2 separate regions of the Homo sapiens genome follow, and region 1 is linked to region 2. Evidence: chromatin contacts called from ENCODE Hi-C or POLR2A ChIA-PET data. All regions are on one chromosome and are shown on one strand. Each heading gives the region's core, a stretch centred on a gene start or an enhancer-like site at or near the end of the contact. The rest is flanking DNA. Distances are from core to core; before and after follow the strand shown. Region 1 has its middle 120 kb from the start of TM2D1. Region 2 overlaps NFIA (nuclear factor I A).

Evidence for each region. A loop is a pair of places that touch in the nucleus more often than their neighbours do. ChIA-PET counts read pairs that join two places held with the same protein, here RNA polymerase II (POLR2A). Pooled maps may share reads with other maps.
Region 1: a loop to region 2 is called in a map of ascending aorta, with 2.1 times the contacts of the local background. The contact joins two enhancer-like sites. A Hi-C loop is called at or near these places in 1 of 168 maps with a recorded cell type or tissue (ascending aorta) and 1 of 50 pooled maps. POLR2A ChIA-PET finds 5 or more read pairs at or near these places in 1 of 52 experiments (T-cell).

What each region holds. Positions count from the first base shown.
Region 1 is chr1:61,603,960-61,608,234 of GRCh38, reverse strand. No RefSeq gene overlaps it. Among named protein-coding and RNA genes, the nearest start is that of TM2D1, 120 kb to the left of the region's middle. RefSeq lists an enhancer at 895-2,094. Within about 2 kb of position 1,639, at least 15 of the 41 ENCODE cell types and tissues checked have a DNase peak (open chromatin) inside an H3K27ac peak, as active enhancers do; they include ascending aorta, where a contact is called at or near this core.
Region 2 is chr1:61,181,547-61,185,601 of GRCh38, reverse strand. The region is part of intron 2 of NFIA (nuclear factor I A); the gene reads right to left. Among named protein-coding and RNA genes, the nearest start is that of NFIA-AS1, 70 kb to the left of the region's middle. Within about 2 kb of position 1,306, at least 29 of the 41 ENCODE cell types and tissues checked have a DNase peak (open chromatin) inside an H3K27ac peak, as active enhancers do; they include ascending aorta, where a contact is called at or near this core.

The DNA.
Region 1 (4,275 bases), core at 390-2,889, 420 kb before region 2:
TTGAGGAGTCTCATGCATCAGGCACTGAAGAAAGAATAGTAAAGAAGATATTAAAAGGGGACTTATAGACTATTAGTAGAAGAGAATGTTAAGAATATACTTAAAGAAATCTGTAGCATCACCTGTAGTATTTTTCCAATAAATTTGCCTTGAAGAACAGTGATTTTGTATTTTACCTCTTAATATACAGGCTACAAGACAATCTCAATTCAAAAGACAGTGAAAATTATAATAATAATGCCATAAATTATAACTGTAATAATAATTTTATTTTGTAAGTAATATTTATCGAGCACTCACTATATACTAGACTCTATGCCAAGCACATTTGTAGATTAGTTTATTTAATTTTTATAACAACACTTTTAGATAAGTTTATTATTTTTCTGTTTTTATAGACGTGAAATTTAAGGCACAATCATGGGATGGCAGTCTGATTCTTAACCATGGCTTCATGCAATCTGGGAGTGAAAACACTGCACGGATTCCCTCAGCTGTAGATGGAATCAGTTGTAAATGGGATCTGTCCTCAGGCGATTAGAGCAGCTAGCCCAAGTTTTCTTGGTTACAAGGGAAAGGCTTCTGGCGCTCACCTCGATTTTGTGATTTTTCATGTGTGTAAATGATAAGAATCTACTAGATTTTCTCCTAGAGCACATTTGTTCCATTAGTATTATCACCTTGGCCTGCTTTGTGTTTGAAAAATCAGTGACATCCTGTTGTAAGCTTTCATCTTGCTTCCCTCATATGAAATCGTACTCAGAGCAGCGAGGCATTTGAAAGCAATGAACTTCAGGGAATTGTCTAGGCATCTGGGAATAACAAAGCCTTCGTGAAATATTCTCACTGCCCGTGGGCTATGTGAGCCCCAAATGCATCACACCCTTTACAAGGGAGCCTCTTCCTTGCCTGGCAGAACTGAGATCCGCTCCAAGAACACTTCCTTGACTCTAGCTGGTGCCCACTGGTGCTCTATTGGTGGTTCCAAAACCTCCTCTTTCAGAGGCAGAAAGAAGCTCATGGTTCCACGGTGGGGTGCCAAGTACTTCACCCCACTGCTACGTACTTGACCGCATGGAGATGAATTTCAGGAATATCTGCTAGGAAAGAAAGACAGGACCTCATGCTGAGAGAAAAAGTCCCCCAAGTTGAGTTGGCGCTCTGGAAAACAACTGGATATGTCATTAGTCTTTATTACAGTTTCCACAGACTAAAAAAATTGTTTATAAAACAAAAGCAGCCTACAATTTGGTATGGTAACATTTTTTAGAATTTTGTTTTTGCACAGCAGAAAACAGGGCCGATGTGGTCATGGTGGAAATGAAGCCAGTTCTGTTACCCCAAAGCACCTCTCCTAAAACACTAATCTGAGTAAGCCAGGCCCGACGTTGCCAGGAACAGCCGGCAAGGCTCTTTGGAGAGACTTCCGGGACAAAACGCTCCAAACAACCACAGCAAAGCCCCACACCATGCAACAACTTGTACATGGCACACCCAGGCTCTGATGGCTCACATTTTTAGAAGTAGAAGAAAATCTACCAGTTCCCCTCCTTTCTTCCATTCCAGTGGGAGTTAATCACAGTTGTTATTTCCTGGACAGTATCTTGGTATACATGATTCTCGCCTTTCCTCTACCACGAAGACGTCCTAGGCAAATGGAGACATCTCTCTTGTTTGCAGTTCTTTGGTTCTCAGTCAGTGAAATATGCCAAGTGAAACATCCAAGTTTCCTGCTCGATGCTTTGGGCCAGATCATGTGAAAACTAAAGAAAATCCATGTTTCCTGGCTTGGAGAACAAGAGTAACCAGCTACTTATTAATCGCAAAGGAAGTGTTACAAAAAGGTTAGACTCATGGTGAGAAAGCAAAACTGTTTAGGAAATCTATTAAAATTTGGGGGTTGGGAGACCTCCTTTTGGTTTTTTCTTCATTTTCCATGTGACTAGAATAATTTATTTTTCCCTTTCCTGTCATTCTGAAATTAAATTCAGAAGTGCCTGCCGCAAGCAAGAAATTTTAGGGAACGTTCTTATATTTTAGAGGCTACTGTACTTTGGAAACTATTTGGATAGTTCTTACACCTATATTTTCTCAGGAAAATAAAAATAGATTCTTCATTTGTCTGATTCATTCAATGGCATGATGACTCAGGGCTGAACAAGGACAGACAAGTCTCTTGCCCTCAGCAATTTGTATGTTATAAGTGGGGGAGATATACAATCAACTTGTAAATTCAAAAATCTATAATTTAATTTCCAACAGCAATAACACTTTAAGGAAAAATAAGGCACTATATTAAGATAAGGATATAGAAAATGAATAGGTAAGGTGATTAGAGAAGACTTCTTGGAGGAGAAGATACCTGAGCAGAAAGACTGGAAGGAGTGAGCCATACATAGTTCTAGAGGAAAGGCATTCCCTAGACAGGCAAAGCCAGTGGCTGATGCCAGTGTGGAAGGGGAAGTGGTGGTGTTTGAGATTAGAAAGGTAAGCAGAGACCAAAGCCTGTAGGCTCCCGTTTAGCATGACAAGGCATTTATATTTTATTCCAAGTGTCATGGGAAGCTTTCGGGAGACTTTGTTTATTGTTAACTTGTTCTCTACTCAGTTCCAAAAAGAGGTAGAAATACTTTTATTTATTTATTCAGCAATTATTTATTGAGTATTAACCATATATCACCTGGGTTCAGTGCTAAAAGAGTTGTGACCTCTGTAACCAAATGACAGAATAAGAAAATAACATGAACAACTAGAAAAAAGTAGAATGTGGAAAGTTCCAGAAGAGAGGGAAAAATACTACTACTACTACTACTACTACTACTAATAATAATAATAATAATAATAATATAACAAGAACATGAACTACAAATATCAATGGAGTCCTTTTTGTGTATTCGGTACTCTATGTATTATCTCATAATGACTCAGTGTCTTATGTACTATTATTATTATTCTCTGAAGTCAGAAAAGCAAAGTAATACTATAGGTTAGAAAGTGAACAAGTCAAGAAGTCAGGATTTGAATCCAGGGTTGTCTGATTCCAAAGCACAAGGTTGACCAACTTAGAGGAAGGAGCTAACGAGATAAGCAATTGTGTTCTCCAATATTTCCTGAAAATAACAATGATCCTAAGTTTGGGAAACTCAATATGTATAGCTGCTGCTCATAGGAATAAAATATTTTATCTACTGCATGGGGGCCAGATTGATTTCAGGTATATATTCCAAAATTAAACAAGTATGGCATTGTAAAGATGAGTATTAATTTCTTTAAAAAATGATTACAAAACATTGCAAGGAAAACCGCCCACAAACTGTTATTTTTACTTCATGAAGCATGTTGCAATCTGTAATAACTGTGTCCTTTTTGTCCTTTCCTCATTTTTTTCTTTCCTCCCCCACTGTACTGTAGTCACCATAAGGGTAAAAACTAGGTCTTTCTTCCCCATGGTATCTCCAGAGCCTAACACAGTGCCTCAAACACAGTAGGGGCTCAATTACTATTTGTTGGATGAATGAATGAATGAAACTTCATTTCATTTCTTTGCAAGGCCTGCTTTTACTGCCATGTGGCACTCCAGATAGCATGCAGAGATGGCAGAGAGACTAATAAACACCTGAGGTATTTTGCGATTCATGGCTGACCAGTGCTGACCCTTTATTTAATTAAATCTTTCACTTGTGAGTGAATCATTTCTTCCATTAATTAAAATAGGATACACATGTGTCTCTGTAAAGTATGTGTCAAAAGAAAGCATTCCACCTAAAATATACAGGAGGCGCTGACCACCACGGCGAGTCATCCATCATAATCTGCTAAAAAGATGGGCTCTGGAATTAGAACTAACACAATCATCTTTTATGCCCTCAAAAATATTAGTTGCAGCTTCTCAACCAATCTATCAGCTCCTGCATTAATATAAGGAGGAATGCATAGGGTGAAGCCATAAGAGAACTGTTTAGTTTGGAGGGCAGAGCATGCCCCCCAGCACTCCAGGAATGCCATCATCTCTAATAACTGCTTGGAGCCCTCGCTCTCTGGAGACTAGCATCTTGACAATTAGAGCTGGAAGACAGCAGGGACTGCACTGTTGCAAGACAACACGTGCTTCTTCAAACCCTCTGGAAGTAAAAAAGATGCTAGCAAGAACGGATGGTGCTGTTGAAGCGGCAAAAGCAAGTTTATGTTCCATTCACCTTATGGTTGGTCTTCCCCTGCAAGAAACCAGATGCATACATCTATTTGCAATCTTTAATTCTAGGAAACAGCATGTGT
Region 2 (4,055 bases), core at 57-2,556:
GATCATGCAGTGTCTTTGCAGGCCAATGCAACAAGTTTGGATTTTATTCTAGATGCATAAGAAAACATTGGAGGTTCTTACGCAGAAGAGTGATATAAACTAACTAACTTCTTTGAAATACCACTCTGGCTATGGTGTGAAGGAACAAGAATGGAAAAAGAGGGAATACTCAGGATTACCCAAGTAGTCTGGGTAAGGATGATGGTGGCTTCAACTGGAGATATTCCCCTTTTTTTCCTTTTGATTGACAAATTTCCACATAAAAACTAGAAATGCATTTTATACTTATTCCAGTTGTTTATTCAAATTCAATTTCTTTAGGGCTCAGAAGACTACTACCTATCTTCTTTAACGTCTTCATTATACATATGTGGAAACAGGTATAGTGGGCTTACATAACTTGCTAATGTCACAAGAGTAATTAACAGGAAGATTTGACTCACTTAACACATGTCAGGGTGCAAAGATAAAGCATGTAAGTTTAAAAAGTTTTCTGTTACCCCCCAAAAGCCTGCCAAATTTTCATATTTGGAATTTGCAGCTATCCTTAGACATTAAAACCTTTTAAAAGTGTTTAAATCTCACATTAGTTCTCATATTAACGTTAAGCAGTCCAGCATTCTGCTCAGACACAGAGATGGAACTTTCAGGGTTAAAAGAATGTAAGTCAAGTCAGAGAACTGTGTGTTATGTCTGGGAAAAGTTCATAGAAGTAACTTTAAACTCCTCTGTTTTCTTTCAGTTCCTTCCTTCGTGTTCATGTGCAAATTATACCTTACTCTCCAGGTTGCATTTTACCATTTTCCTCTCGTTTCTCTAAGAAAGCTCCCCAAAGTGACAATGCTTTTTTAAAAGGGGCCAGTATGAAGTTCCTCTGAGTTCCTGCTCTCTTGGAGCACGGCTCCTATCACACAATAATGTGTTATTTTGTTGAATTTTGGCATCCTTCTAGCTTGTTTGGTCAGAAGCCAAAAAATTAGAGTGTGTCGGTCCACCAGTTTCTCAGCAGAGAAGCTCTCTTCTCACCCAGCGAGTGTGCTGTACCCTTGGCCTCTGGCCAAGAAGGGAAATCCATTTTACATAAAGAATGCACAAAGCTCAAGTGCTCAGAGACTTTTTACCTACTAAAATAACTTTATGGACAAATGCCAGTCTGCTAGACACATTCAGCAAGAACATTTGGCATGCAAAACAAGGTAAAGTACTCTGTGGAGGTAGCAAGTTTTTTAGAAACAAGGAAATGGCTGTGCGTGCCCTCGTGGCATGTCACGTGGCTTGGCACTGCCGGCTGATTGGCTGCGGCCGAGTAAATACAGCCGCCATGTAAGGAGCGGAACGTCGCCCTTCACTGGCTCCTTAAAATGGCGGCCTGAACCCACACCAGGAGAAGCAAGCCGAGTCCCATTCTCAGTTTCCCCTCTGAAGTTTTTTGTTTTTTGTTTTGTTTTGTTTTTTTGGGTTTTTTTTTTTTTTTTTGGTTTTTTTTCCCCCCCCCATAAACCTTACGGATCTGAGTAGAAACAGATTTCTCACAACTTGCTTCTCCGGCTCAATTTCACAGTTCGGCATACACTCAGGCACTGTCAAAAGCTTGACAATGTTCCAGGGAAAATATTAACCGTAAACTTTCCAAGAGGAATTAAAGGAGCAGGCAGAAATGTCAGGACGTCCTCTCTTTTGAAAGCACATCCCAAGTTTGCGCACGTGTACGTTTTGGAGAGAAGCACATGCAGCAAGCTCAAATGACATCCAGTATGGTCCCACTTTACCATGTCACGGTGGAAAGGGAAGGGGAAAAAAAGGACATATCCTCTTTGGCTAAAAGGCACGGAGGTCTCTCCCTCTCCCTCTCAGGCCTGACCAGTTGAACACTGCACACTCTGATGTATAAATATTTGCCTCTGGCTAAAGTTCAAGCAGCCCTGTGTGGCTGCCAGACACAACAGAAAACCAACATCCAAGGGAAAGTGTTTACTGCAGTGGGGGCCAAAGGAGCAAGTGCCAGCAAAAGATCACATCTGATTGGCCAGGCATGTCTGTGGTGTTACCATAAAGCACCTGGCCACTGGCCACTGGTCGCTGGGGTGTTCCCACCCTTTTAGTGATGGTTATGTTCTTTAATGCACAGCCTTGCCACAGTTAACGCAAGACGAAAAGACATCCTGATGGTTTATCGGTGTTCCTCCAGAGCAAGGGGCTTGAATGAGCCAAACCACCCTGCCACCACTACTGCAAAACAAGCATTTGCTCCTTGAAACTACCTAGATAAGACCTGTGACCTTTCTGCATGGCTCCCACCTTCTGACGTGCACGCCTCCTACAAACCTCCCAATTCCCATCCCTAGGTATTCTATAATTCTGTAGTCCATAATTCTATAATTTAAGCATCTCTGAAATTCCTGCAGTAAAAGAAATTAAAAGAAACCTCTGATAGGTGGCTGCAACAAAATATTTTAAAGTAATGGATCCTCCCAAGTCTCCCTCCAAGAACCAAAATATACACTGTGCCATTTTACCAGTACTATAGTACTGAAACAGGTAGAAATAAGAGAAGCTGCCCATCAAAAGATTACGATCTCTAATTAGGATAAAGGAAGTAAATGAAAACAGGTCTTGAAAAAAATCTTTTTGGAAAACTTGCAAGTATAGTTAATGCTAAGCATGTAGCTGTCAGGGCAAAGCCTTTTCATGGTTTTCAATATTCGGGGAAAAGGTTGACTACAATCATAAGTAATAATATTTTTAAATCACTGTCATTCATATAACATTTCTATCTTCATAAACAATAATTAAACTTTTCCCTAATGCTGCAAATGAAATGTCTCTTTTTGGCTGAACCAAAAAGCTATACAGAAAACTGGACAAAAACTTCGGGGAATATGAAGAGAAGAACTTATTTTAAGTAATTTTTTTGATATTATGGAACAATAACTTAGGTAAAGCAAGCCAAACTGTTATGATTTCATCTGTTTCAAATAAAATACACATTTGTTTAACGGAAACATTTGCTGTTTGTTGAAAATAAAGATTTTACGTCCCTACACAAATTACAGTTCTAACTTTGAAAATTCTTCAAGGTCCTGAATCTTGATTAATCTTAGGCTTAAGGATATTTCTAAAGTTGAATTTGTTGCAAAGCTAAAATCATGCATCAATTTCATTTTCAATTGTTTCTGAAACTTTTAACAACTTCATTGGTTTTGTCTAATCTAACTCTTAACCAAACATGCCACTAAGTTTGATCTGTGTTCGACCTTAGAAGCCTAGGACTTATAGTATCAAGTCCAGCTTCCAAGAGATCCCAGTGAATCATGTGCAAGGGGATCACAGAGGAATGTTCTGTTCCCAGCTGTGAACAAGACAGAATTAACTCTAAGATGCTTCCTCCTGCTGCCCTGGTGGACAGAAAGGTCAAGATGGTTAGCTCATGTAGTCACAGTATGAACCGTCAAAACAACATGTATGTTAAAAATAGACTGCAGGCAACCAAAATACAAATACAGAAAGAATTTAAAGTAAAAATAGTTTTTATATATTTAAATTTCAGCTTCAAGTATTTTCAAAGACTGTAACCTAAAACCAAGGAGAAAAAGGACAAAGCAATAATTTTCCCAAGTGCATTCACTTAACAAACTTTGAGTCTTAAATTTTAAAAAGCAACCATTCTGACCCATATATGACACTTTTCTTAGGAAATTCCTTGGATTCACAAGTAATTCATTGGGAATTAAAGCACAAGAGGCACATTTACCACTTTTATTTGTTTATATTTTGATAACTGCATTTTTCTCAGCCCAATTTCTATGGAAATAAAAATACTATTTACTATCACAGGAATTTCTTTATGTATCAGTAGGGAATAGAGTTGAAATATTATGAGGTGGTTTTTTTAATGCAATGAAATTATCAAGACATTCCACAGTGCTATGATACATCAGTTCTATCACAGCCATGTAGAAAACCAGGGGTAACTGCTGTTTTATATGTAAGTAGATACTTAACACTTATCACCAAGCAGCATGTTTAATAAAGTCTGTTGCATTTGTATGATAAAA